2 separate regions of the Homo sapiens genome follow, and region 1 is linked to region 2. Evidence: chromatin loops called from intact Hi-C (ENCODE). Cell type or tissue: dorsolateral prefrontal cortex. All regions are shown on one strand. Links, peaks and the distances in the headings refer to the core of each region. The heading gives the core; the rest is flanking DNA.

Evidence for each region. Peaks named below come from ENCODE experiments on the same cell type or tissue, not always from the same donor. Only the 100,000 strongest peaks of a DNase experiment are listed, where the experiment ranks them.
Region 1: it touches region 2 in a loop (7-fold over the local background); 2 of 110 quality-filtered maps call a loop at or near these places.

The regions. Positions count from the first base shown.
Region 1 is chr21:38,952,125-38,961,560 of GRCh38, reverse strand. No RefSeq gene overlaps it. Among named protein-coding and RNA genes, the nearest start is that of ETS2-AS1, 18 kb to the right of the region's middle. In dorsolateral prefrontal cortex, for the core only: no CTCF peak of the experiment used is centred there; DNase peaks (open chromatin) are centred at 4,200 and 5,890; H3K27ac peaks cover 2,724 bases.
Region 2 is chr21:39,106,334-39,117,652 of GRCh38, reverse strand. No RefSeq gene overlaps it. Among named protein-coding and RNA genes, the nearest start is that of LINC02943, 27 kb to the right of the region's middle. In dorsolateral prefrontal cortex, for the core only: no CTCF peak of the experiment used is centred there; no DNase peak of the experiment used is centred there; H3K27ac peaks cover 2,000 bases.

The DNA.
Region 1 (9,436 bases), core at 3,713-8,712, 160 kb after region 2:
CTGCAACCTCCGCCTCCTGGGTTCAAGCGATTCTTCTGCCTCAGCCTCCTGAGTAACTGGGACCACAGGAGCGTGCCACCACGCCCGGCTAATTTTTGTATTTTTAATAGAGACGGGGTTTCACCATGTTGGCCAGGCTGGCCTCCAACTCCTGACCTCGTGATCCGCCTACCTTGGCCTCCCAAAGTGCTGGGATCACAGGCGTGAGCCACCACGCCCCGCCATGTGTGGTTTTAAGCTGCTAACTTGTAGTGGTTTGTAGGAAACTAATAAGGGTAGCGAAAAGGGAGATAATACAAGTCAGTTCACCAAGAAACAGTAAAATGAATCGAGAGATTTTGCAGGGGCCCATGTGTTTCTTGCATCTTGGTCAGTGACAGGTGTCATGGAGAATGGTGGGCAGGTGGGGTTGCAACCTCTTCCTGGAAGAACTTCATCGTGAGTTTCCCAGTGAGAGAGAGACAGAGAACTAAGCCAGTCATGCACCGCTGGATGATTTATTGTTTTTTTGTTTTTTCTCTCTAGACAAACAATATAATTATAGAAGCAGGCATGTGTTAGCCTAAGCTCTTGTCAATCACACCCAAGTTATAGTTTCTTCGGCCTGCAAGCTCCATTGCCACTCCTTATTAGAAAGATCATCTGAGCTGTACTCCTAGGCGGGTAGGTGTGAGGCCTTTATGTTTCAGGTATTGTGTTTCTAGTGAACTCTAATCTGCCTTCCCTGCGCGATGGAGAGGTGGAAATGGAGCGAGAAGGGGAAAGGTGGAAGACAATGGGGAAAGTTCTTATTGTCACAACAGGAGGAAACATCAGCTTAGACCTGGCTCATTCTTTGGGATAGAATAACACTGGTAATAGTTGAGTTTAACCTTCAGTATAGTTGAGTTTAAGCCTAGCTCTGCGTGGTTGGAAAAATGTAATGAATTTGCAGTGTATAAACTGGTCCATTGAGTTTTATTTTAAAAATCTTCTTTAAACATATTTAGCAATTAAAAAAATGTATTTGGAATATATCTGTGACCTGTCTGCATACATTTCAGATTGACCGAAAAGGGTCACCCTTCCTGTCAAAGTTTCAAGATTCCTGTTAAATGCTGACATCCTCACTTTTTTTTTCTCTCCAGTTGATTTTTTTCTTAGATAAGCCATTCTCTAGTTGAGAAGGAAGACTCTGTTTTGTCTTCATGTGCAGAATCCCTTGGCCTTTGTTTGTCACTGAGTTGGGCTCTCCTGTCTGAGTGACGAGGCTGTGTCCCTCAGAGGTCCTTGGACCAGAGCCTTGGGCAAATCTGAGCCCACTTAGGCATCAGACAAATGCTGTGGGTTAGGTGTGATTATCAGCATGTAAAGCACATACAACTCTTATTGATCATCACCCAAGGTATTCTGAGAGCCACGAATTTGTTTAATATCACTGGAAACTGTTTTAGAGCAAGCATTTCAACAGACTTGAATTTCCTTTGGAAAGAAAGTGGAGTAATATGGTTTTCTGGAGGGATTTATTGTTCTTGTTGAGATATTTGAAGGCCCACGTCAGGCCTTATACTCTCCAGGAAATTCTCCAGGAAGGTAGTACCCCACAGTAAAGAGCTGTTGGTCCACAGTGAACCCTGAGCTGGGACTTTCTCCACAACTCACCACCTCACTCTCAGCCTCAAGTTACTCGTTAAAGGCCTTCCCTGGCTGTCTGGTTGGGCCACATGCCTTGCTGGTCACTCACATGACATCCTCACTGTCTTATTGCAATTGGAGTGGCGTAAAACAACCATGGATTATCTCACAGTTCTGTAGGCAGAAACCCAGGCGCGGTGGGCTCAGGGTCTTGCATGTCTGGAATCAAGCTCTCAGAAGGGCTTCGTTCTCTTTTGGAGGCTGTATGCATTTCCCGTGCTGCCGTAATAAAGTGCCACAGCTGGGTGGCTTCAAACAACAGACATTTCTTCTCTCCCAGTTCTGGAGGCTAGAAGTCTGAAGCTAAGGTGTGGGCAGGGCCCTGCTCCCTCTGAAGAAGAGTCCCTTCCTTGCCTCTTCCAGCTTCTGGTGGCTCCAGGCATTGCTTGGTTTGTGGCTGCGTCACTCCATTCTCTGCCTTCACATGGCCTTCCCCTCTGTGTCTGTGTCTTCTCTGCTGTCTCTTATAAGGATGCCTGTAATTGACTTTAGGGCCCATTGTGTAATCCAGGGTGACCTCATTTTGAGATCTCAAACTTAGTTACATCTGTAAACTCTCTTTTTCCAAATAAGGTCACAGTCAGAGTCCAAGGGTTAGGACAGGGATGATCTTTTGGGGAGGAACCATTCAACCCACTCCAGCTGCCTTGCTTGGGGTAGCTACTGTTAAAAACTCTCTACTCAAAGCCTCCCAGGGGTTTTACCAAGAAATCTTATCACACTCATTTTAACATGAGTCATGCCTGAAATAACTGCAGTGTAGAAAAGTAGCATCTTGAGAAACATAATAAAGAATTCTGTTCTGTTCTGTTCTGTGGAAAATGGCTCAGGGCAGTGGTGCAAAACCCAGGTTAATCATCTCCGAGGTTAACTCAAGTAGCACCTCCTAGGATGTTTGCTTTGGAAGGGTTTGCATTTGAGGGTTGAGCTTAAATTGCTTCTTCATCTCCGATGATCACTCCATTGCTTGTTTAAAAGGCATCAATACTCAATCAAGTTAGCTGGAATGGGTTGAATTGTGGCCCCCCAAAAAGCTACGCCCACATCCTAACCCTCGGACTCTGTTTGAAGTTTGGGAGTGAGGAAGGAAAACTTTCTTCCATGTTGGGCTGTTGTAATTTCTATTTTTACTCTGATAGGCCCTGTATAATAAGCCCCTGAAAACTTTGAGACTTACCGTTTACTCATTCCTAATCATGATCTGAAAAACAGACTGTCTTTAGAGAACACAAGAATCAGTTTATAATTTGTGCTTCTACACATTGTTCTCCCACCTGGGAGCAAGGGGGCTTGGCCAGCAGACAGGACTGGTGTGTGTACTCATGACAGGCATAGGAGAAGAGGCAGGTGGCAATCCACGGCTCCTGTATCAGCTTGAATCCTCCACCGAGTGTCTCTTCCTGTTGGTAAACAGAGATAACAGCCTAATCCTGGGGCTGCTGGGAATGACACTGCCACAGCTCTGGGCACCTGTCAGCCAAGGACAGATGGCGACCACTGCCACCCACAGTCTGTCCCAGGGAGAATTTATGGTGAGACTCCTGGGGTCTGGGAACATCCATCCATGGGCTGATGTTGAGGGTATGCCCCACCTGGAGGAATCGTAGAGTCTTTCTGTCAGTAACATCCCCATTGACACCTAGCTAGACCCTGGCCTCTGCTCCCACTCCACCATGTCCATCTCTTACTCCATCATCCTACACCTCAATGATGTCAACATTCCTCTCCCTGCTCCCTCTTGGCCTCAAAGTGTGTCTGGCAAAAAGCAAGTCCAGTCATGACTTTCCTTTGCACAGAGCAGTGAGTGCCATCCCACTCAGAGGCAAAGTCAAGGTGCTCCTGGTGGCCACCTGGCCTCAGTGTACCTGCCTCACCTCTCACCTGCTCGTCCCCATTTACTCCATGCCCACAGCCACACGGCTCCCAGGATCAAGCTGGCCCTACTTCCCCCTAGGCCCTTCCCACTCCCTCTGCGTAGAAGGACCATTTTCCCCCCAGGTAACCACAGAGCTCCCTCTGCACCTTCTCTCCCTGTTTGCTCTAAGATCACCTTTCCACCAAGGCAACCCCTCCACCCGCACCGCCCCCCCAGCTGTCTTTACCCCATAACTCTTAGAGTTTCCTTATCTGTTTCCTCTCTGTCTCCACCTGTAGAGTGGAAGCTCCAGGGAAGAAGGGATTTTTTGGGTTTTATTTTGTATTTGGCAGCTACTTCCCCAGTGCCTACAGTGGTGCCCCATGCTCCATAAGCCTGGGGGAATATTTGTTGAATGAATGAATGAGTGCAAGAAAGAATTAAAAGCAGCATTTGCTAAGTGTCCTGTCAACCCATCTGTTCAGAAATGGCTTTGGCATTTCTGTCTGAAATGAGTCACCTGCTTAGGGGCCTCACGATTCTTTTCTCCTCGCCCACAGAATTTATTTTTTAATGATGAAAGGCTGGATCATTTGAAATCACTGTGGGATGTGTGCTTTTCTAGCCCCGAGTGTGGCGCTGACCATGTAATTTTCCATGCACCAGTTTAAGAAAGCAGTAGATTTCCACCAAGAAAGAGGAAGGAGCTGGCGGCCAAGCCGGGAGTGGTATTTTACTGGGGAAAAACAGGGGTGGCTGATATACAAAGCAATCTGCAGGCTTGGTGCTGACACCATAGCCTTCCAGCGACCAGGTGCAGAAGCTCAATATAGAAAGCTCCAAAACGGAATGTTTATTACCTATTACCTGAGAAGTACACACTTTCAATTTGCCCTGCCCCGAAATGTATTTCTGGGAAAGCAGCCTTATCTCTAGCGTGGCTTGGTAGCAACAGCTCTGCTTAGTGTCATTATCTGGAGAGCAGCTGTCTACACTCACCTTTTAAAAAGGTGCTTCTAACAAACAAGCAATCTAATTTATTAAGCAAGCTGGCTTGGGCTGAGGGAGGAAGGCAGGTGCTTTCATTCAGCTTGCTCACAGGATATTGTTCTTACAGAGCTTCCCACTTGTTTGTTCTTTATTCCCTTCATTTCCCTGCTTAAGAGAGCTGTTTGCCCGGCACGCTGATTTACAGAACAGGGAGTGATCTGGATTTATCTGTGGGTTCACTGGCCTCCCACAGGGCTTATGGATGGTCTCAGTTTCAGCTGCATCACACGCTGCCTGATGAAATTGACAATATTCGGCCAAACACCAACTGCATGTGGTTCAACCTAAGGGTATTTTACATTGAAGGGCAAAGTTACAGATTTCAAAGCAAAAGACCCAAGTTCACATCTGATCACCTGCTAACTGGCTACGTAATCTTGGGAAAGTTCCTTGGTTTCTCTGATCATTCCTGGTCCTCATCTGTAAAACAGTTCAATTAATAGCCAGCTAGGAAGCCATGATGGGAAGCACTTGCGGCTGCTTATATAAAGCACTCAGCACAGTGCCTGGCACGAAGGAAGCTTTCAGTAAGTGGTTGGTGGTGCTTATTTGCGGCCATGGCTTATTGAGACTGGAAGCTGTGGGGACTCCGGTGCACGATGGTGGATGTTCCATGAATGCTGGCAAGAAGAGTGAGCATGGGGTGAGCTGAGAACTCAGAACTTAGCTTCTTAGATGCCTGCTTTGTGTATAGTTTTGCCCTGTCCTAAAGCCCAACGTGCACCGATGTTTTGCATCATTGTTCCTGTTGCATATGTTACTTATCACTCGTCATGAGCTTGTTTATATCCACCCACAGTCAGGGGTTCTCCTCCTCCCTCCTCTGCAGGCAAATCCATGTCTGGCTCTCCAGGCGAAGGGGGTGGGGTGAGTGGTGGACCAGGAGGTCCTGATGGGGTTGGCCTCAGCTTGCCCTGGGCATTCTGCAGCCTATGGCCTCTCCATAGCCACTTTGCCTTTTATCTCTGGCTTCTCCAGGCCTAGAACAGGATCTGGTTTTGTAGGCAGAATCAAATACACAATTTGCAGGGCCCACAGTACAAAAGGAAAATGCAGGACTCCTTGTTCAAAAATCGTTAAGAATTTCAAAATGGCAGCCACTGAGCATTAAACCACGAGCAGGGCCTTCTGAGGGCGCCCGCTGTGGCACTACCTGCAGGTGCCTGTGATGCCAGCCCTGTTGGTAGGCAAGAAATGTTTCTTGAGTTGAGCTAAATAAAAGTTAATTCAATGCACACAGATGCCTGGGTGCTCCCAATGTATCCTGCTGTTTTGCAGCAACATGAGTAAGTGTCAGGCTGAGGGACATGAGTCACTAACGTGACCTGAGCACTCGGCTCGTTGGGTGATGCTCAGCTCTGGCGTGGGTGTGATAGAGCCTCTAGAACATGCCTGTGCTTGGGCACCATCCCAAGAGATTCTAATTTGAGTTGATTGGGTCCACAGTACAAGGCGTTTCTTTTCTCCTCAGCAACAGTGACAGAATCATGGCAAACATGTTATTTTTTTAGCATTATTAATTTCCATTGTGGTAAAGTACACATAATGTAAAATGTTCCAACTTAACCATTTTTACGGAGAGTTCTATGATACTAGGTACATTCACACTGCTGTGCAACGATCCCCACTATCCATCTCCAGGCCTGTTTCTGTCTTGCAAAAGTGAAATTTGCTATGCGTGAAACCCTAACTCCCCATTCCCTACAGCCCCTGGCAAACACCATTCTACTTTCTGTCTCTATGGACTTCATTCCTCCAGGTGCCTCATGTAAGTTGAAATCATACAGTATTTGTCTTTTTGTGACTAGCTCATTTCACTCGGCAATATGCCGTCAAGGACTATCCATGGTGTAGCCTGTGTCAGAAGCGCTTTCCTTTTTAAGGCTGAATAATATTGCATTGTATGTAGAGACCACATTTTGTTTATCTATTCGCCTGTTTGCTTCCACCTGTTGGCTATTTTGGGCAAACGTATCCTTTTTATAGTAGTGTGGTTTGATTGCCAGTCCCACTCACAGATAGGAAAGTCGAGGCTAAGAGAGTGTGAGTAGCTTGTCCACACAAGCAGAGAAGGCTCCTGATTCTGAACTGTCTGCTTCCTGCCCCTTGCTCTCTTCACCTTTCCACACTTCCTTTTACTCCTGCAGAAGGGTGCTTGTTTTTTTGCATTGAGATAAGCAGTGAGTATTTACCTAATGACTGGCTGAGTAGTTTTCCTCCCTTTCATGCCCAGTGGATAAGCTGCTGCTGGTAGAAAATTGGATACACACAGGTGTCCCCTTATTGGAGTCTTGTGTTCACAACACGTGTGAGCACCTGGTTGCTTCAATGACAGGGTTTGCTCAGCAGGTGAAGAGGTAGCGGCACCCTGTGCTTCTCCAGGGCCTGACACAAGACATGTGGAGAGGACAGACACAGGGGAGGTCCCACAGCAAAAAACTGGTGGCTGTGAGGTCTGTAAAGCCATTAATTTCTACTAATTCCTTTCAAGTGTGGTGGGAAAAGCTGAACTTTGAGATTTCTACCCTGAACCCACCGTTCCTAACATGGGAAGTTGGTGTTCATGACTTATTCTCCCCAAGCCTTAGTTTCTTGATCTTCTCACCGTTAGACAGAGATGATAGTACCCACCTCAATGGGCTTTTGTGAATATTAAATCTGCAGTGAGGGTTAAGCTCCCAGGATACACCGGCACCCACCATCAAGACACACATATGTCTCCTGCTCTTATCTTTCTATTCTCCCTTGGAAGCATAAGTGTTTAATTTATTGTTTTAGTGTGTACATTTTGAAGAAAATGACCTGTTTTGTGGCCAAATGAATGGAAACTTCTCTTTATTCATTATGTGAAGAGGAGATTGGCTCTGTACGATCAACACACTTGTCGTTTCTTTTTGATATGAAAGACAGTGGGACATTATTTTTTCCAAAAGTTTTGAGACTGAAAGACAAACTTTTCTAAACCTACAAATGTGATAAAGTAGACAAAGAAAGGCAGGGGTTGGGGTCAGGTTTTCTAATGCATCATTAAAAAAAAGTCTATCTCTTTTGGACTTTCTTGGATGTGCTGCTCCTTTGATGACTCTGATGAGGACCTCATTGGGGAATGGAAATCTCTGGAATGAATTTTAAAAAAAGTGTGTGTTTTACTGGCATATTTCTAAAGTCCTTAAAGTACTTCTGTAATAACAATCTCTATGAAAGATCAAGTCCTACAACAGGGCAAACTGAGTTTTAGATAATCGAGCATGATCCTGTAATTGATGACGTCATTGATCCCTTTTGTGTTGCCTTCACTGGTCATTTTCTTGTTTTCTTTTTTTTTGAGATGGAGTCTCGCTCTGTTGCCCCAGCTGGAGTGCAATGGCACAATGTTGGCTGACTGCAACCTCCGCCTTGCAGGTTCAAGCAATTTTCCTGCCTCAGCCGCCTGAGTAGCTGGGATTACAGGCACCTGCCACCATGCCTGGCTAATTTTTGTATTTTTTAGTAGAGACAGGGTTTCACCATGTTGGCCAGGCTGGTCTCAAACTCCTGACCTCAGGTTAACCGCCCACCATGGCCTCCCAAAGTTCTGGGATTACAAGCATGAGCCATCGTGCCAGGCTCACTGGTCATTTTCTACTCAAAGGTGGGGAGAGGGATGTCCATTCCTCTCCTGGGCTATACTCTTGGGCCAGGACTCTGTCCACATATTTAGTGGCTCCAGCTGTGGCAAGGTGGTGTTGACAAGGCTTGTTGTGTCTTTGCATATTCCTGGTGACTTCGCTGCTGTGAACATCACCAGCCAGGGGATCTAAAGCACTGTTTAGACCTTTTGGTGTTGTTGAATGTCGTCATGTCAACTGTATAGTGACTGTAACATTGCTAGTCATGTCAGCCAAAGTGGATGCCAGCAGACCAGATGAAGTCACCCATCTGGCTCTGCAAGCCTCTGCCCATGTATTTAATCTGTCATAAAGATTTGCTAAGCTCCTGTCCTCAAATATCTTACTGTCAACACAAGTCACCAAATTACCCGTGAAACACACTGTGTGCCATGTGGACTTATAATTAGATTATCATAAGACTGGAAATTAGAGGAAGAAGTGGAAGGGCTGTGGGTGGTCAGGGAACACCTTGTGGGGAAGGAGGATAGAGTGCTGAGATCTGAGTGGGAAGATTTGGAAGGGAAAGAAAACCAGAGAGGGCTTTCCCAGCCAGGGAACTGGCATTGCCATAAGTGGAGAGGTGGGGCCAAGTCCAAGCTCTCATGGAATGTTGGGGTTCAGTAGAAGCTGGAGCAGGTACTCGGTGACCTGGGGTCCAGCATAGCCATGAGCTTGCTGAGTAAGCCTAGCCAAGTCACTAGATCTTTTGTGGCCTGGTTCTTCATCTATAGCATTGGAGCATGGAGGTATATACCCAAAAGAACTGTAGACAGAAACTCAAGTGCTTACACACTAATGCTCAGAGACACAGTAATTCGCAGTAGCCAAAAGGTGGTGGAAACAACCCCAATGTCCATCAATGGGGAGACGAATGTCTCCCTACAATAGATTATTATTCAGCCATAAAAAGGAATACCTCCTGATATGTGCTACAGTGTGGATGGACCTTGAAAACATTATGCTAAGTGAAAGATGACAGATCTAAAAAGGCACATATTGTCCGATTCCATTGATATGAAATACTAGAATAGGTAAACCTGTACCCACAGGAAGCAAATTGGTGGTGCTATGGGGTAAAGGGAGGAGGGACTGGAGATTGATTGCTTAATGGGTTTGGTGCTTATTGGGGTTGATGAAAATGTTTTGCAACTAGATAGAGGTGGTGGTCACACAATGTTGTGAATGTACCGAATCTTTCCTTTTAAAA
Region 2 (11,319 bases), core at 2,582-7,581:
GACTTGGCGGTTCTGTCCTAACAGCAGCAGGGTGGGGACTGCTGAGGATTCAAGAAAAACCAAAGCTCCAGGAAGGATCTGGGCCGATGTGAGGCCCAGCCAGGGGCTGTGTATTGACAAACAAGGACCTTCAGGGACTATCTGGTGGGGCGAGCTTTGCATGGTGGGGTCCTGGGGTGCGCTGGGGTTTTGATCACCACCCAAAGTCTTCATGCATTTGAAGTTTTATAGCCCAGTAATCCAAGGGGGCTGTTTCCTCCCACACAGTCTGCACATTTAGGGCTTCCTGGGGGAGCAGCCCTGTGGCAGAACAGCCCTGTGGCAGAACAACGCCGGCCCCTTCCTCTGGGCCACGCGTTACAAGGGAAAGGCTGAGCCGCCATCTGGGCACGATGCTCGGAGGGATTCCTTCTGCTCATGGCTGCGCTTGACGGTCCAAAATGAGCACCAGCCTTTCAGCATAACAGTGCACAGCCCAGGGTTCTGGAAGGTTCTGATTCTCATGAACCCCAGACCTTGTTCACGCCAAGTGAGCGCTTCAAGATTTTTCCGTGGTGCCAACCAGGCCCTTGAGCTTGCGGAGTGTGAGTCCCAGAGGCCGGCAGGGTCATTGCATGTAGACCAATGACTTCTCCCTGCAGACCACACGGGCAGGGCCCGGGACCTGGGCTGCAAACTCAAGGAGGCCCTCACATTCAGGGTGTGCACCTCTGCACTTCCCTGCTTCCTACACCTCACCCCTTCCCGGCCTAGACCATGTGCTGTCCACTCAGCATGCGTTTACTGAGGGTCCATTCTGTGGCTGGCTATGGGCTAGGCACTGCTGGGGTCATGGAAGTGGAGGAAACTCAGTTTCGGCCTCTGCATGACTTACAATCCATTTGGGGAGCCCATATGTCTACCAGCATATTAGGGTGTTCCAGAGAAACAGAACAAATAGGATATCTCTCTCCTTTCTCTCTCTCTCTCTTTTAACGAATTGGATCATGCAATTATGAGAGCTGGCAAGTCTGAAATCTTCAGGGCAGGCCCATTGGCTGGAGAGCCAGGGAAGAGTTGATGTCTGAAGATGATTGCCTGGCAGAATTCCGTCTTCCTCCAGGGACCTCCATCTTTTCTCTTATGACCTTCAATGGATTGAATGAGGCCCACTCTCATTATGGAGGGTAATTTGCTTTACTCAAAGCCTGTTGACTTAAATGTTAATCCCATCTAAAACATATCTTCACAGTAACGTCTAGACTGGTGTTTGACCTAACAACTGGTCACCACGGCCTAGCCAAGTTGACATATAAAATCAACCATTGCAACCAGTAACTACTAAAAAAAGTCAAATGCAATAAATGCATAATTGCACTGGAAGTATGCAGTGGCCCAAGGACCAGTGACTCTGGGGACTGGGAAAAGCTGCATGGAAGAGAAGATAACTTGGAGAAGGAGGAGGAGATTCCATTAGGCCTAATGTGGTGTGTGGTGGGGAGGCGCTCCTGGCCTCTGTCCTTCATCCCCAGCCCTTGTCTTTGGCATGGGCCTCCAAGAGAGTTGGGAGCAGGAAAGACCCTGGGTGGGCTGTTGTGCGTGAGGGGCCCAGAGGTCCTCGTGAAGCTGTGCTATGCATGAAAAATCCACAGTCAGCTCCAGTGCTGGGCTGTTGAGCCTGGACCTGGAGGGTTGAGGTCGCAGCATCTTGAGCCCAGGTCAAGCTCCTTGCAGGAGAGGCACTGAACTCTTCTGAGACATCCTCAGGAAACATGCGGTGCAGCCCTGCTGGAGTCCAGGGTTGGGGTAAGGCTTGTAGAAAGCTGCCACAACTCCCCACAAAGCCTGACAATGTTCTGACAGCTCTGCTGCCTCCGCAGGGGCTGGAACGCACCACTCCTGGTGGGGGTGGAGACTTAGGAATAATATTGACGTTGATTGATGGCATATTGGCCTGCATGGGTGGCTCATTCCTGCTGCACTGTCCTCAGCGAGCAAGGCACCAGAGGGATCATCTCCAGATGCCCAAAACCAGAGAGATGGAAAACATCATTCCGGGGCAAAGTGTGGTATGGGTTTCTCACTTCCCCTGGGAGCTGGTTGTGGGTCACACGACGTGTGCACAGAAAACACTCTGGCTTTCTGGGCTGGTCCTGCCGTGTTATTTGGAGGCCATTCAATACCTTCACAGTGAGGTTTCATTTTCCACTCACGAAGGGCCCAGAGCTCCCCAAGCTGCAGGGTAACACGTCTGCTATTGTTGAAAGGACAAGACACTCATTGAACACTCAACCCTTGGGTAGAAACACTACCTCACAGGCTGCGGGTGGAGCACAGGGGCAGGCCCCAGCAGGAGGTCCCATCCCAAGCATGGTGTTTAGAATGACAGTTCCCTGGCAGGGGGCTGTGCTGAGGTTGGCAAGCTTGGCTGTGGTACTCACTGACTTGGAATGTCAACCTCCCAAGGGGGGCTGTGCCTCCCAGCACACACAGGGGGGTCGGCAGTGTGGGGAGGGGAGGAGAGACCTGTGGAAATGACCACATGGCTGAGCTGGCCTGGTGCGTCTTGGGTTCAGGGTTCACTCGTGGGGGCATCTGACATCTGCTCTGTTATCCCTCCTGGGGGTGCCTTTGGCAGCTAAAAAACACTACCTGAACAGTCTTCTCGTGTTCAGGTCTTATGGTCTGCAGAGGGCAATTTATATCTATGAAGCAATAGTGACTCATGAGAATGCATTCAGTGCATTCAATGTCCAAGCCCAGCGTCTGGTCTCACTGTGTCCTGGGTTATGTGCAAAGCTTGGGATGCAGGTGGCTGAGTGGTCTGTGATGGACCCTGTCTGTGTTGAAGGAATGTTTGCCTTATTCTGGAAACTTCTTGAATCTGCAATGACCCTTAATGATCCCCTACAGAAGAAATCATTGTTCCCCTGAGAGCTGTGTTCTAAGATCTTTGTCAATGACTTTCATTTTTGATGAATTTTAGCTGAATATACAGAGTATTTGCCATGACATTTTCCTAGGAGTGGGATAAACTTGTTCCAAGCCATCTCTGGTAGACTCATCTGTTCCTTCTTGTGCCTATCATAGTGCGTCCAAGGTGGTTTATGCACGTCCCTTACTGACTCTTAATGTCCCTCTCAGAAATTAGCCAGGTCAATATGACCATCTTCAGGAGAACACTCTTTTATTTACACCGGGCCCTTATCTAGAAACCTAAAGTAGCACAGAGTGGTTTCCTGTGTCCAGTTCAATCCCCCAGTGCAGTGCCTGGCCCGGGTGCTACTGGCAGAATGCACTTCAGTTTCCGTAACCAGGCGTTCCTCTTTCAAGGAACACGCTGAAATTCAGGGCATATTCTGAATCATTTTGAGAGAGGGAAAAAATCCTACCTGAATGAGGAGACCTAGTTTGAGTCCTGCTCCTGCTGTAGAAGACCTCAGAGAAGTTAGTTTTTTGCCTTCCCTGTGCCTCAGTTTCTTCACTATAAAGGAGTGGCCAGTACCTGTACCATGAGGTCATTGTGAGAATTGGACAAAAGGATATGTAAGAAATAGTATCAACTGGTAGAAATGTTGTAAGAGGTTATTTTTCTTCTCATGGTCTTATCTCCTCTGACAGCACAACTTTTTTTTTCTGGAAAAGTTTTTCTTGGCCGGGTGTGGTGGCTTATGATGGTAATCCCAGCACTCTGGGAGGCTGAGGTGGGTGGATAATTTGAGGTCAGGAGTTTGAGACCAGCCTGGCCAACATGGTGAAATCCACCTCTACTAAAAATATAAAAATTAGCCGGGCATGGTGGTGGGCGACTGTAATCCCAGCTACTTGGGAGGCTGAGGCAGGAGAATCGCTTAAACCTGGGAGGTGGAGGTTGCAGTGAGCTGAGATGGCACCATTGCTCTCCAGCCTGGGCAACAGAGCAAGGCTCTGTCTCAAAACAAAAAAACAGAAACATTTTTCTTATGTTGAGCAGAAATCAGCTTCCTTATGTCTTATATCCGGCAGACCTAGTTGTTAGCTTTGGAGCAAAAAAAAGTAACTCCTAACTCTTATTCCAAGTGACATTCTTATAGATGTATAAGAACCTTCCTGTCCATCCACATTACCTCTGTCCATACTAACGCTTGACCCCCTCCACTATCACAGTGCCATTTCAATGCCTGGCATTATCTGGGCTGTCTTAAGAGGCTGTGCCCAGAAGAGAGGAGAATTCTCCAAACAGATGTAGTATATGCAGCTGTGTTCTCAGAGGCCTTTACTGTGTATTTTCCCTGCCTGTTCAATTGTAGGATTCTGAATGGCAGAGCCCCTTTCTGTCATTTGTCTTTTCTCTTGCATTCCAATGCCAGGTAAAGTTATTTTTATATATTGGATAAATAAAACATGTCATGGGCAATAATAATAATTTGCTTCAAGAGAGTGGTAAGTTGAAGCTAGTTTCTGAGAAAGGATTGTTGAATATTTGGAAATTTTGAGATCTGGTTGTTAAATGACTGAGAACTTCAAATTAGCCATGGTGGGATTATTTACACTTTGGAAATTGGCAAATGCTACAAATGAAGATTTTGTTTTTCCTCCCAGAGAGCTGGTTTGCCAGCACAGCACTGCTTTAAGATGAGAAAACCTCCTGTCATTCATTCCCGGAGAAAAATGACATTGACTCCCCCCTGCCCGTTGTTCAGAGGATAAAATTTAACTATGTTTTTTTGTGTTTGTTTTTGTTTTTTTTGGTTCCTGGAATATTTTTTTCTCAAGAAAGAATAAAAAGTAACCCTGGGCTAAAGATGGGCAACTGGAAAGAATGATAATGTTTCCAGGCACATGGAACCCATCCTCCTTCTCCTCCTTTTCTCAGGAAAGCTTTGGTTCAGCCAGAAAATCTGGCTGAGAAAAATATAAGACTTTGCAGACACTCCTCAGAATTTTAAACCATAAGTTTTACTGTCATCATTTTAGACACTTATTTGCTTTAAAGAAACTGTGGAGTAAGAATGTGAAATTCAGTTAACATTCAGGTCTGTTTTTTTTTTTTTTTAAATAACTTGCCATTTGGGAAGGCGATAAAGAGTGTTAATCTCAATTGCTTGGCTGAATGTCTTAGCAAAGTTTTTACTCTGCCAGTTCCAAGATTAGGTGCAGTGTTTCTCAAGGCATAATTTATTTTTGAAATGTTCCTTGGGTTCTGAAATTTCAGCATGCCAATGCTAAACTATTCCTTGAGGGAGAACGACTCTCCCTGAAGAGTCTCCAAGGCCTAATGTTGCTGAGCTTGACTGATAGGCAAAACATCGACAGCCTTAATTTTTTCTTTTCAAAACATGTTTAACTTCAGTAAACCTTAAGCCAAGCCTCTTGCAGATGGCAGACAGCTTAATTGCTGTGGTAACCTTGTCTGACGTTTTTTGGAAAACTTTGGGTGTTATAATAATCCATCGAACCCAGAGAAAATAGATTTCAACCCACACAAAGACATGCATATGGCTCAGAGTCTCAACTTGGCTGCTGAGGTTTTGTCCAAGGGTGTTTCTTTTTTTCCCTCCCTTTCCAGGCTTTCTGGTACAGCTTGCAAGTCCAGCATGTATTGTTTGGGCAGCAAATCAAGAGAGGCCCAAGATGAAATGAATCAGCGTTACTGTTTCTTCCCCTACCCCATCTGCCTTCCCGGAAAGTCTGAGATGTGGATGGTAAGAACAGTTGACTGTATCAATATATTATCTTTATTTTTTTGCCCATTTTTAGCCCATTTTGAAAAGCTTTATTGATATATAATTGATATACAAAAATTGCATATAATGTGTACATTTGGATGAGTTTGGACAAATCCATGTACCCAGGATATCATCACCACAATCAAGGTACTAAGCATATCCATCACCTCCAGAAATCTCTCTGTGGTGTTGTGTGTGCATGTGTGTGTGTGTGTGTTAACACTTAACCTGAGGTCTGTCCTTTTAATATATTGTAACGTGTGCAATACAGTATTGTTAACTCTAGGTGCTATGCTGTATAGCAGGTCTCCAGAACATATTCATCTTGTGTAACTAAAAATTTTACCTGTTGATGTTGGCTATTTTTGCAATTGGGTTTTACATCCTTTTCTTATTTGTTTGCAAGATAGCTTTACATTTTCTGAATATGTCCTTTCTTGGATATATGAATTTCAAAATCTTCCAGTTTGTGGCTTGCCTTTTGTTTCTCTTAATAGTTTTTTTTATGTATATGTCATCTCTCTCTATTTAAGTCTTCTTTGATTTTTCTCAGCAATGTTTATGAGTTGAGGAGGTTTTACACATCTTTTATTAGATTTATTCCTAGACGTGATAGTTTACTTATTTTTAAATTTCACGGATGGTTTGTGCCTCTAGGTTAATGTACATTGTCAATCCTTGAGGCGGCACCAGTTGTGTATTGCAATAATGCATTAGTTGTGCATTATAATAGTGCACTGGCGGTGTATTGCCATAGTGCACTGGCTGTGTATCACAGTAGTGCACTGGCTATGTATTGCCATAGTGCACTGGCTATGTATCACAGTAGTGCACTGGTGGTGTATTGCCATAGTGCACTGGCTATGTATCACAGTAGTGCACTGGCTATGTATTGCCATAGTGCACTGGCTATGTATCACAGTAGTGCACTGGCTATGTACTGCCATAGTGCACTGGCTATGTATCACAGTAGTGCACTGGCTGTGTATCACAATTGCAGTCTACATCTTCCTTGATCATGATCCATGGGCCAGACACCCACAGGCACGTTTTCTTGGGCAATGCATTTTTTCTTCCGTATCCTTGTATAATACGTAGGATGTTTTCTGAATGAATGATTTCTGGTTCAACACAGAATTTGTAATTTTGGGGATATGAGAAAAAAATTCAGCATGAAATCTGCAATTAGTTCTTGCAACTAAGATCGCTGCCATCTTAATGGCAAAGTTAAAAGTAAAACTCAGTGGAGAGTATCTTTGTTTATGTCAACGACCATGGGCTATGAAGTTTGATGACTTTTTCTCAACTGTGTTTATAAACACTGGCAAACACACTGTAGCATGGAGAGTGGCCAACTGAAACATGTTTGTACTTCAAATGGATTTATTTTCACCAGTTCCCCACACATGGGACATGTGACACCGTACCTCCTGAAGAGGTCTCAGTTTAGACCAGAGCTTCTCAACTTTGAACGGACAGCAGCCACCAGAGAGCTCATGAGAATCCATAGTCCTGGGCCCCTTATCCAGAGATGGACTGATCAGTATTCATGGGGCCAGTTAATCTACTTTTTAAACATGTATCCCAAATGATTGTGAGGGAGATAGTATGGGGACCGCACACTGTGAACTCCTGGCATTATTATGGAAGCTCAGTTTTGTCACATATTAGCTGTGTGACCTTGAGCAAGTCACTCTATTTCACTAAGCCCTAGTTTCTACATTTTAAAGAAGTGACAATACTGTATGAGTTAGGTTGCTTTCAGCTGCAACTAACAAAAAACCTGATTTCATCTGGCTTCAACAATCACGGGATTTTACTGGTCTTGGCAATTTAGGAGTCCTGATTTTAGAAGAACAGTAGATGTATTAATCAGCATTGTGAGCACCAGAAGCATGGAGGCATAACGCCACGATGTACACCTCTTGCTCACCGACAATTCAGTGCCGCTAGCTGGGCCCCTCCTCCATTCCTGATGCAGAGATCCACGTTCCTGCCCTCTTGTTTTCCCCATCTCGGCACCTGGCTACTAAGAGCATCATGGGATCAGGAGAGAGGAAAGCACACTGGCTCTTACCTGCCTTAGCCAAGAAGTGACACATACCACTGTCATTTACAATTTAGTGGCCAGACCTAGACATATGGCTCCAATTTAACTGCAAGGACATCCAGCCTCCAGAGCTGAGACAATAACCTACCGCATCTGGGGCACTTCAGTATGGCAGCCCTAGTGGCTCAAGGCACGTGGCAAGCACATGGAATATTTCATGAGTACTAACTGCTTCTGCCAAGCTGAGCTTGAGGTATAACTGCACCAGGCTCTGGTTCTGTTTCTCTGTGGTTCTTTTGCCTCTGCCTTGTCCTACATCATGAATTGGCTTTGTTGGATGAATTGGCTCAGGCTGGCTTCCCTCCTGGTTGCAAGAGGATGTCCAAGGGCATCCAGGCTTCACATCTTCCTATTAATATTTGGGGAGAGAGGTGGTGTTTCCTCCTCCATCTGAAACAGAGCTCTTGAGCTCTTGAGACTGACTTAGGACACACACTGTCCACCCTGGACACAGTCGGGGTCCATCTTTGGTGCTAAGGATAGGGCCAACCTCATCCTAATCAGAATGCAGCGCTTGGGAAGGAATGGAATGGATGTGGGGAGGCTGCAACGATCCCCACACCACACACCTGCATCCCAGGGGTGGTCATGAGCTCTAAAAAATCAGATCCTGACAAAGCACTTGGCTAGTGGCTGGAACTCGAAGGTCTCGGTAAATATCAGCTGTGATGATGATTATTTAACGAAAAGTGTTGTTAGACATTGGGGCACAAACAATATTGTCCTAAACCCTGAGTTGGTGAAGGCGATGCCAGCTGCTAGAACACATAGTTCCCACATTTGGGATCTTTCATGCTGAGAGGCGGAACTGAGAGAGCGGCTCAGGGACCCAGGGGCCTGTGTCATTCATCCTGTGGTCCACCGTGGCGCCCCGGGCTCCCTTGCTTCCTGCTGGGTGGTGGAGGAAGGGAGGAGGAAGGGTTCTGTAGCAGCTTCTTATGGGCCAGCATGGATATGGCTTCCTTGCTTTCACCCCATTCCATCAAGAGGAGCCTGCCCTCATCTGCCAGGGAGGCTGGGAGATGAAGTCTGGCCTGTACCCAGGAAGTAGAGGGCAGAGTTTGAGGACGCAAGGGAGCGGAGAGGTTCTCTCTCGACTCTGCAGACCTGGGCTTCCAAAGCCCCTCCTTCACTCATTCAGCAAGGGCTTAGCGAGAGGATGAGGAGCGCGGCCCGCCCTTGGGGAGCTCCCGTTCTCAGCCCACACCTGGTTAGGGCCCCTGGAGCCCGGGCCTTGTTGGGCAGACACAGGTCTCCCCGCTACCTTGCACACCTGTGGGAACAGAAGAATCTATGGAAGGTGGTACCTGGTGGGGGCAGGGGTAGGAGGAGCTGAGGAAGGAACCAGCTCATGCCAAGAGGTAGAGATTGGACTTTTGACCAGACTTGGGCCCGATATGAGCCAAGACAGCCCCCAAGAGCCCCCTGAAGCCTCAGTTGGGGGAAGGCCACGAGTGGGGTTGTGCCTCAGTGGACAGGGTGGGCTATGAGACAGTGCGCGGCTGGAGCGGGCGCCCGAGGAGGCATTTATTAGTGGCTTCCCTCCTCCATCCTGTTTCTCATCCAAGTGGTTTTGTGCATACACACCCCATGGCTGTTGGGTCACTAGATTGGGATTGATGGCCTGGACTCAAATTAGTAGTTCCATATTCATAGGCTCTGAGAAAAACCTTTTCTTTTTGTTATGTTGTATTTACTCACGTGCTGTAGACGGCACCAGTTCAACGCAGATGGAACCCCAAGGCTCAGAGCTTGCTGTACTTGCTTCGGCCTCCGCAGCACCTTGGTGCCAGGATTCTGAAGGAAAACCACACCATCAACAGCACTCGCCCCTGGGGCTGGGTCCCCGTGGGCGGCCCCACCTTCATCCTCTTCGTTTCTTCACCACCCATCTCTTGCTGCCTCCGTCAAAGCCGCTGTGTAACCAGATGTCCTTTATTTCCTTAAATACTCTCAAGTATTTGTTCTCATTCAGAACTGTCCCTGCAGAAATGACTTCTCCCAGGGCGCAGTGGTGGGTGTTGGCGACCTGCTTGCCTTCCCACTGCCTTCTCCAGGAAAGGCAAGGACGTGGAGTCCCTTCGCAGAAAAGAAACTCTCCACATAGGAGCAGGAAAAGGTTCATTTTCATTTGGAAGCTTTGGACTGAGAGCCAGGAAGAGTCCCAGGAAAAAAGACTTAAGTAGCAAGAAACCACATTTTAAAGCATAGAGGCAGCCTTTCTGGGGTTCAGGGGTTCAGAGGCGTCTTCCAGCATCAGGCTGCCTTCCCTCTTTCTGCTTGGCCACCTCTGTGGGATGGGTGCTTCCTAGGCCTATCTTCTGCTGGTTGAAAGAAGGCTGCTGCTGCTCCATCCATCACCTCCACACTCAGCCGGTTTAGAGTCAGACCTATTTCTCCTCACATGCCTGTCTTTATCAGGGAAGAAAACTTTTCTAGATATCACTGCCACTACCCAGGTTTCTTCCAGCCCGCCCACCACGCTCACCCAATCCACACCCCCTTGACTTGACTCCCTGCATGCTGTACACAGGCCAAGGCGGATTCTTCCTCAGGTTCGCCCAGGTTCACATCTCCTAGGTGCCTTCCTCTTCCTCTTCCGCCTTTTCTGAGCTGAAGGCTGGGGCTCTCCCTGGGGCTTGCAATTTCCTCTACTCTATGCCCGGGAGAGCAGGCTACAGGCCCCGATGCTCCAGGGCTCTCAGGTATCTTTCTGGATATGGTTAAAAGCTCTGTGCTCCAACCATCGAGGTGTGGGCTGCAGGGGGTCAGGTTTTCACTTGCTCCTGCTCTCCATTCTTCTGTCTCGGATCCCCTGGATCAGCCAAGGCAGAGGCTTGGGTTTCTAACATCCTTTGACCTTCTGGCGTCCTACCTGCGGCTGGGCCGTTCCCGTGGGAGGAAGTCCTCCTACCCCAGGGAAGAGCCTCGCTGAGCTGGTGCTTCTCTGCTTGCTCCCCGTGTGCTAAGGAACTTAGAAAATCCTCCTCCTCAGTGAGAACTGGCTTTCATGTGACAGTCGTGCCAAGATGCAAACAGATTCCCACTTGACAGCCCCAGTTGAGGAAGACTTTGTTATTAAGTAAAGTAAGTGCGAGGCACGTAGAAGAGTGGCTGGCACGCAGGAGCACTCGACACACGGTTGCTGCTGTCACTGTAGTGATTATTAGTGAGATAACTGAGCTTCAGGTCAGAATCAGTCCTGTCCTGAGGCCTGGACAAGAAGGGCCTCACCTTGTCCTACCATGGGGCCAGGAGCCTGTGGGGCTCAGAGGACATACCCCACCCTCACTTCCCTTCTAGACCATGCTTCTGGCACCTGGGACTCTGGAATTCCCACTCAAATGGTCCAAAGTCAGCTTCTTCCCAGGATCCCTCCCAAGAGCAAACCTGCAGCTGGTTGTGTACTGTTAGGCCCAAGGGGTAGCCAAGGAGTGGCCAAAGGGTGGCAATGAAGTGGAGATGGCTGTGTGTGTGGAGAGTGTTTGGAGTTTGGCCATGTGAGCTGCACAACCACAGGTG